Regions from separate parts of the Homo sapiens genome. Here region 2 is linked to region 1. A link is an interaction called in ENCODE POLR2A ChIA-PET data of the cell type or tissue named here. Cell type or tissue: K562. All regions are shown on one strand.

The links. ChIA-PET counts read pairs that join two places held together with the same protein. Peaks named below come from ENCODE experiments on the same cell type or tissue, not always from the same donor. Only the 100,000 strongest peaks of a DNase experiment are listed, where the experiment ranks them.
Region 2: POLR2A ChIA-PET joins it to region 1 with 5 read pairs; 1 of 35 experiments calls an interaction of 5 or more read pairs at or near these places.

The regions. Positions count from the first base shown.
Region 1 is chr9:88,932,525-88,936,524 of GRCh38, reverse strand. No RefSeq gene overlaps it. Among named protein-coding and RNA genes, the nearest start is that of S1PR3, 57 kb to the left of the region's middle. RefSeq lists an enhancer at 3,417-3,711. In K562, no CTCF peak of the experiment used is centred here; a DNase peak (open chromatin) is centred at 3,544.
Region 2 is chr9:87,673,045-87,677,044 of GRCh38, reverse strand. The region is part of intron 19 of DAPK1 (death associated protein kinase 1); the gene reads right to left. Among named protein-coding and RNA genes, the nearest start is that of CTSL, 51 kb to the left of the region's middle. In K562, no CTCF peak of the experiment used is centred here; a DNase peak (open chromatin) is centred at 2,274; H3K4me3 peaks cover 212 bases.

The sequences.
Region 1 (4,000 bases):
AGAAATTATTAAGGAAGATTTGTCTATTTCCTCATTTATTTATTTTTCAATCATTTATTTATATCAGTAAGTACTCACAGATATTTATTTTACTCTCTGGGTCACAAGCAAACACTCTCCTTATTTATTGTATTGCTCAATTTGTTCTGATTTTGGCCATTGGGATTTTTTTTTTCAGGTTGGCCCTTATGCTCTTTCAAAATGCCTCTGACTTGTTATTTTTTGTTCCTTTTTTTTGTGAGAACTTTCTTAATTGCCGGCACTGCAAGATTTTCCAGGCTCATTTTGTAGTTTCTCTGCCCCTGTCCTAGAATCAGCCAATTCTCTGGGGAATCGTGTTTCCATTTATTGGAAAATGGTTTTTAGATAACAAGATTTGGGTGCTGGATGAACTTGTTGCCCTGGGATGTTATGCTTCCAGACCCTCTTGGCAGACAGAGCCAGTGAATATATTCATGTGTGTGCGCAGTCACCCTTGAATGTCCACACACTGACATTTATTTCAGTATCTGAAATATATACTTTCAGTATATATTTTCAAATATATTTCAGTATATATATATATATATATATATATATATATATATATATATATATTCATACAAATGATTTTTCTCACAAATTTTTTTGTTTCAGACTTGGTTTCCTAAAGTCAAGAAAAGCCTAAACCACAAGAAAAACTCATATGTGTGTTGATAAGTAGTAGATACAAGCTTCAGACCCCAACCTCCATTAAGCAAGACATATCTATTCCTTTATTTTTCTTGAAATATGACTAAATCTTTATGCTTTCAGGATGGTGTAGAACTGGATCTCAGGCAGTCTTGTAATCTCTTGCTCTCCTAGATTACACCCCGAGGGTCATCCAAGTGATAGGAAGGGCTGCTAGACTGAGATTCATCATAGAGGCTGCAGGCTTCCTCACTGTCTTAGCTGGCAGTGGCCCAGTGGACCTGGAAGCTCTCTATTCCCATGACCCGAGAGGGATACAGGAATTTTAGCCAAGGCTGAGAGCCCCAGTGCTTGGGTTCACCCTCTATTCCTTGTCTGGTCTCACTCCTCCTCTGGGTTCTTTGTTTCTACTCCCAACCACTCCTCTCCCTGTCTCCACATACTTGCTTAGCCTCTGAGAAATCTCTCTCTTTCCTCTTGTTGCCAACAAAGGCTCTTAGGATAACCTCTTTAATACAGTCAGATTTTAGGAAAGCAAAGGCCAGAAAAGAAGAGCCTAGGCCTGCTATTGCCTCCAGTGGTTACTCCAGTGGAATTAGGAGGAAGGAGGCCAACACACCTGTGTCCAAGTTCTCATCTGGGTGGCATTTCCAAAGCCCTCGTCTGGTAAACAGAAATGTTTATCAATTTTGGCGGAAATAATTGTACTTGTGCACCCTGTCTTTTTGAATCAGACAACATCAGTGGTGTTGGGTCACAGGATGGTGTGCGATGAAGCAGGAAAATCACTGATAAAAGAATGCTCCTCGAGAATCTGGGTCTTGAAGGATGGTCTCCACTCTCTTGGAAATTCCACCCAGGCTCATTCCAAACTGTCTTGGGTGATTGAACAACTAGTGATTTGGTTACCGGACTCTGCTGCACTGTGAGGCTCTTTCATAGGAGGGAAAGCCACTACTGTTTTTTGGATTTAGACTCAACACAACTGTCCTGAGGGAGGTGATGGAAGGGACAGGTGTAGTGGCTGCCCGTACCTGGGACCATGGTCCCACCTTTGTTGGAGCCATAGTTCTTTAATAACAGCTATTTTCTTTGGGTTATAAACCTTATAACCCTAAGATTTTGTGTTCAGTATAAAACAAAGAATAACAAAAATTATGATGAAGAAGATAAAAGTAATCTATTGTTCAACTACTCAAAATAAATGCTGAAATATTTTTTAAAAAATTTTCCTGTGGAATTTTCCAAAAACTGGGAGGTAGTATGGCCTGTGGTTCCAGGTGTCCCTGGGAACCACCTTGCTGTGTTTGATTTCTGTTTCTTCAGTGAGGAACTGTGTGGCCTTTGGTAGTTTTCTTAATTCTACTGATCCTAATTGTCTTGATGTATCAAATGGGGATAAATATACCACGTATTAGTTTTCTAGAGCTGCTGCAAGAAACCACCACAAACTAAGTGGCTTAAAAGAACAGAAGTTTATTCTTTTACAGTTCTAGAGTCCACAAGTTTGAAGGCTCTAAGGGAGGAGGCCACCCCTCATATTGTCTTATGCCCAATTTCTGCCTCCAAAGAAGGAAGAAGTAAAAACTAAAAGGCAAAAATGAAATCCACAGGCAGACAGCCCAGCGCTGCACCCTGGCCCTGGTAGTTAAAGATCGACCCCTGACCTAACCGGTTATGTTATCTATAGATTCCAGACATTGTTTGGAGAAGCACTGTGAAAATCCCTTTCCTGTTCTGTTCCGTTCTGATTACCGGTGCATGCAGCCCCCAGTCACTTACCACCTGCTTGCTCAATTGATCAAGATCCTCTCACACGGACCCCCTTAGAGTTGTAAGCCCTTAAAAGGGACAGGAATTGCTCACTCAGGGAGCTCGGTTTTTGAGATGTGAGTCTTGCCAAAGCTCCTGCCTGAATAAAGTACCTTCCTTCTTTAACTCAGTGTCTGAGGGGTTTGTCTGCGGCTCGTCCTGCTACAGCTCTAGGGGAGAATCCTGTCTTGCCTTTTTGCTAGCTTCTGGTGTCTGTTAGCAAGCCTTGGTGTGCCTTGTTTTCAAGGTGAATCATCACCCCAATCTCTGCCTCCATCTTCACACAACCCTGTCCCCTATGTGCCTGTGTCCAAATTTCCCTCTTCTTATAAGCACACCAGTTATCACGTTACGACCTATTCCCTAATCCAGCATGAACTTAACTTGATTGCTTCTGCAAAGACCTCATTTCCAAGTAAGATCATAGTCACAGGTCTGCACAGACATGAATTTTGGGGACACTAATTCAACCCAGTATATACCTTCCTCATAGGGTTGTTTCAAGAAATAAATGAAATGCTTGTTCCAAAGCACCTAGCACTGTGCATGACAGGACATAAAATAGCCACTCAGTAAAAGACAGCTTTAGCCAGCTGTGGTAGTTCACACCTATAGTTGGGAGGCTGAGGTGGGAGGATCACTTGAGCCTAGGAGTTTGAGGTAGCCTGAGCAACATAGCAAGACCCTGTCTCTAAAAAGAAAAGAAAAGAAAAAAAGAAAAGTGGAAAGGAAGGAAGAAAGGAGGAAGGAAAGAAAGGAAGAAAAAAATGTAAACAGCTCTATATCCACTGAATAGAGCTCAATATTTAAAAAATAAATAAATGACAGTTTTTTTTAGCATTCCAGTTAAAAATATCTATCTATATATAACCATCTCTATAGCTATATTTCCATAAAACATGCCAGAGGTGTGGTGTGGTGTTGAGACAGCAAAATGCCCAGGAAGATAAAAAGGGGTCCGCTGCGAATCTCCGACCAGCCCCGCGAGTGTTTGCATGGATGCTTTTGTGCAGATGAGGGAACCTGCCCAGGGCTTGTCTGAGCATGCTCACAGCAGACCGGTGCCCAACATGCGCACTGGGGGAAGTAGGTGGAGCCACGGGGAATTCACGCGGTTTGCAGCGGGGAGGAGCCTGGCTTCTCCTGTTCTTGTGTGGTGACCTGGAATTCAATTTGTGAGATGGAAAACCTGCTAGCAGGACTCTCTCTTGCTTTGCTGAGAGTTATTTTTCCCTTTTCCTTTTCGCCAAGTGAATTCCGTTCCCCTCACCTTTCAAAGTGTCTGCATGCCTAACTTTTCCTGTCATGTGACAAGAACCCGTTTTTTTTTTTTCTACAACAGTGTGAACTGGAAAATATGATACATATGTATGTATACACTGTATAGTACTAATTAGAGCTGTGCTTCATGAAGCCTCTGCCCTGCTTGTTAGAATAACTGCTCTATTTTTCCTTATGCTATTAAAACGTAACATAAAATATCAAACACCTGAGTTTTGACGTCTATCGTTTTCCA
Region 2 (4,000 bases), 1.3 Mb after region 1:
CCAAGGAACCTTTGTGGTTAATGCCATCCTCCTCCCTTTCGGATGAGGAAATTGAGGCTTGGAGAGGCCAAGGCACTTGCCCAAGGTGACAGAGCAAAGCCAGAACTCACTACCAGGTCTTCCTCCCACTGCTGGACACTGAAAGGGAGGTGGCAGGTTCCTCAGAAGCAGAGGAGACAGGAACAGACAGGGATGTGCACATTGAAGGTGAACCCCACAGCACTGAGGACCATCCAAGGAGGGCCCCTCACAGTGCATCCCACTCGGAAGGCACTTCCTGAATAGGGCACCCTTTGGAGTGAAATATTGGAGTGCACCTGTCCTTGGTGCACCCCCTTCCCCTCCACCAGGAGCTGTCAGCCTTGGCCAAGATGTGCCCACTCACCCTTCACCAAGTCTTTGGGAAGAGAGGCCAGGAAACTGCGCTGATCTAGACTTACAGAATTCACCATCATCTTGAAAGGCAAAGAAAAGCAAAATATCCTCGGGTATTTCCCTTCACAAGAAAATCTCAGCTGATCCTGGCAGATGACCCCTCGTCCTGCTCACTAAGAACCTTGGGGAATCTAAGCACATCCGAATATATCTCCCTCATTGGTGGAGGCACGTTTTCACGTTTCACTACCAGATGGCGGGTAGGGACGGGTTGTGGCGCAGAGGCCTCTCCCTGGGAAAGCAGCTTTCATCCACGTAATGATCTATCTCCAACTCAGAGAGGGCTCCAGGCCAGGTCTAGAAGGTGCTAGGAAGACTGATTTATTTGGAGGGGGAGTTCAGTAGTCCTTACACAGTGTGTGTTTAACACAAGTTACAAGACAACCCTGAGACCTGGCTGGCACGAAGCCCAGGCTGGTCGGGCCCTCCCTGGCTGGGCCAGGTGGGAGCCATGTGCAGCCAACACCTCTAGGGGAGAGGAGAGGGGACTATGGTGCCACCGACATTTTTGGCTCATGGTTTGAAGTGCTCTCCAGTGTGTGTCCCCTAGGTCTGTGGGTGTGGCTGGAGGGTACTCAGGAGACCTGGGGCATCCAGGGTGTGGGCAAGACCTCCTGCAGTCAGGGCGAGACCAGGCTGGGGAGAGGAGGAGGCAGAACCGAACTCCAAGGAGCGCAGAATTCTGACTCAGAACCTTCCAGGTGGTCATAAGGGTGTGTGTGTGTGTGTGTGTGTGTGTGTGTGTGTGTGTGTGTGTGTGTAGGGTAGAATGTATTTACCTGTATTAGCTCTAATCACATCCTTTAAATATTTACACAGGAGTAGGAGCCTCCCTGGTATTCTTGCCCAAGGCTCACTAAGTAATAGAGCCTGGACAGCCCCAGTCCAAGCACCGTCACATCTCCCCTGGCTGCCAAGATCACCTCCTATCAGGTCCCTCTGCTCCCCATCCTGACCCTGAGGCTCCAGTCTGAGCAGCCGGGAGAATTCCTAAACCTAAGGCAGATCTCACACCTGCCTGCACTTGGCCCAAACCCAAACTCCTCACCCGCTGGGTAAGGTCTATAGAGCTGTGCCGCCTCTCGGGTCATGTCGGGCATTGTTCTCTGCCTGCACACCCAGGTACATCCTCTGACCCTAGCCCAGTTACCCTCCTTCTTTGTTGTTTTATGCTTGAGCTCCTCCAACCCTTCACTACCCGGCCCCTTGCACTCCCTATTCCTCTGTCTTCCTCCAGCCCTTCCTCGGGCTGCTTCCTTCTTCTTGCCCTTCAGGTCTTGGTTTCAGTGTCACATCAGAGAGGTCCTCATCAGCCAGGTGAAAGTAGACTCCACCATCCTCTCATCTCACTTCATCCTGTTTCAATTCCCTGCATGGCACCTACCCCAGGAGGCAGCAACCCTTTCTGTAGAGGGCCAGATGGTCTCTGTGGCAACTCAACTCTGCCATGTAGGAACACCAGGCACAGACAAGAGTGTGTAGCTGTGTCTCAATAAAACTTTATTTACAGAAGCAGGCAGTGGGTTGTAGGCCATTGTTTGCCACCCCTTGACCTGACTTACACATTTTTCTTATCGGTTTCTTGGCTGGGTTCTGCCGATTTTGTTCACTGTGGTCTCTGCAGTGCCTAGAACAGCTCTTACAGTAGACACTGGAAATATCTTTTCAGTGTGTGAGTGAATGAATGTTATTTGGTAACTGTGTTGCTCTTTGAAGCCCTGGTAAATCTCCTAGTTTCTACTTTTCTTTCTTCCAGTACTGTTTTCTCCCTAGCAACTTAGCTTTCACTTTCTCATCAGACAAGAAGACTAAACATTAGCAAGCTGATGGGGAAGACCATTCACGGTCTGGGAAGGCCAGATAAGAGCACTGAGAGGCGATGTGGCCTTGCCCATGTGGCAGGGTGCAGTGAGACTGCACGGATGGTGCAGCAACTTTTAATTACGCAAATGCAGTTTACAGGTGGTGAATTTTTCAATCTGGGCAACTCCCCAATTGTTTTCATTTTTCAAAATATTCCTGGCCACCTTTCTTCACTGTTGGGTCTTAGGTTTAGTAAAAGCAAACTACTTTTTTTTTTTTTTTTTTTTTTTTTGAGACAGAGTCTTACTCTGTCACCCAGGCTGGAATGCAGTGGCATGATCTCAGTGCACTGCAACCTCCACCTCCTGGGTTCAAGCGATTCTACTGCCTCAGCCTCCCGAGTAGCTGGGACTACAGGCACACACCACCATCTCTGGCTAATTTATTTTAATTTTAATTTTAATTTTTTTTGTAGAGACGGGGTTTCACCATGTTGGCCAGGCTGGTTTTCAACTACTGACCTCAGGTGATCTGCCTGCCTCAGCCTCCCAAAGTGCTGGGATTACAGGCGTGAGCCACCGCACCCAGCCTACTTTTAATTTCAGGCTTACGGAAAATCTGATTAGAAGGATGGCCAAACAAAATAAAAATAAGCCAACTCCTCAACCCCCTTGAAATTCTTATTTTAAAATCAGATAAGAATGGAACTTGCAGTGATTATAGTAAAAATGGGTGCTGATATAAAAATCTAGATCAACCCCTTTCCCATAGAAGGGGTCCCTCCTTTCTTCTAGAAGGAGAACTGGGTTTGGCTGAGCAACAACACAGTCCTCAGGCAGGTTTGGACAGCTGCCCAGGGCTCTGTTACTGACTGAGCGCAAGGAAGTAGAAGGTACAACTTCCCTCTGTGATAAGGTGGTACCTACAGCCAAGCGCGGGCTCTCAGGGACCCCCAAAGCAATGATGAACCTATCAACAACCTTTGGTAGGGAGAAGCAGACTTCATCTCTAGCATTTGCTGATTCCTGTGGTGCAAATGCTCCCTCCCTGGCTGATTTCAAGACTCCCATGTGATGTCACCAGGTTGGGAAAACAAGCTCGGCGCTCAGGGACAGCACCAGAGGCTCCTGCACACTACTGCCCGAGTTCACTTAATGTGGAGGTGCGTCAGAGTCGATCCCATGCAGCTCAGCCCTGCCCCAGGTTCCTTCTTCCCCAAGAGCTGTAGCCTTGGCCTCAGCAGTCTTCAGTCTCCTGCCCCTTGAACTCTCCAGTGATCAAAACAGCCAGTCCCTCTCCCCTGCACATCTTCCACTGCTGCGGGCAAACAGGATGATTTTGGTTCTATTTCCAGATGCCAAATCCCATTGCTTCCCTAGCAAATATAGTTTAAAGACACATTGCTAGGCAATGTCAACTGATGAAAGCTGACAGCGTAGATAGAAAGTATTTCTTTTGCTCAATTGGCCCATTTGGAAACCAAATAAAATGGCAGGCAATGTAGGGCCACCATCCTCAGCTGTCCCAGATACAGACCTCTCCCCAGGACAGCGCTTTGGATCAACCTGCAGTGGTTCTTGCAGAGTGTGGTAGCACCCTAGGGGTTGAGAGAAAATGTGTGGAGGGATTCTTTTGGTTTTCACAATATGGCTGTAGGGAATGCTAGCATGTTAGATGCTTGGAGGCCAGGGACAAGAAACATCCTGCAAGGACAGGGCCTCCCAGTCACCCAAACTGCCAACAGCACCCAGTGAGAAACACT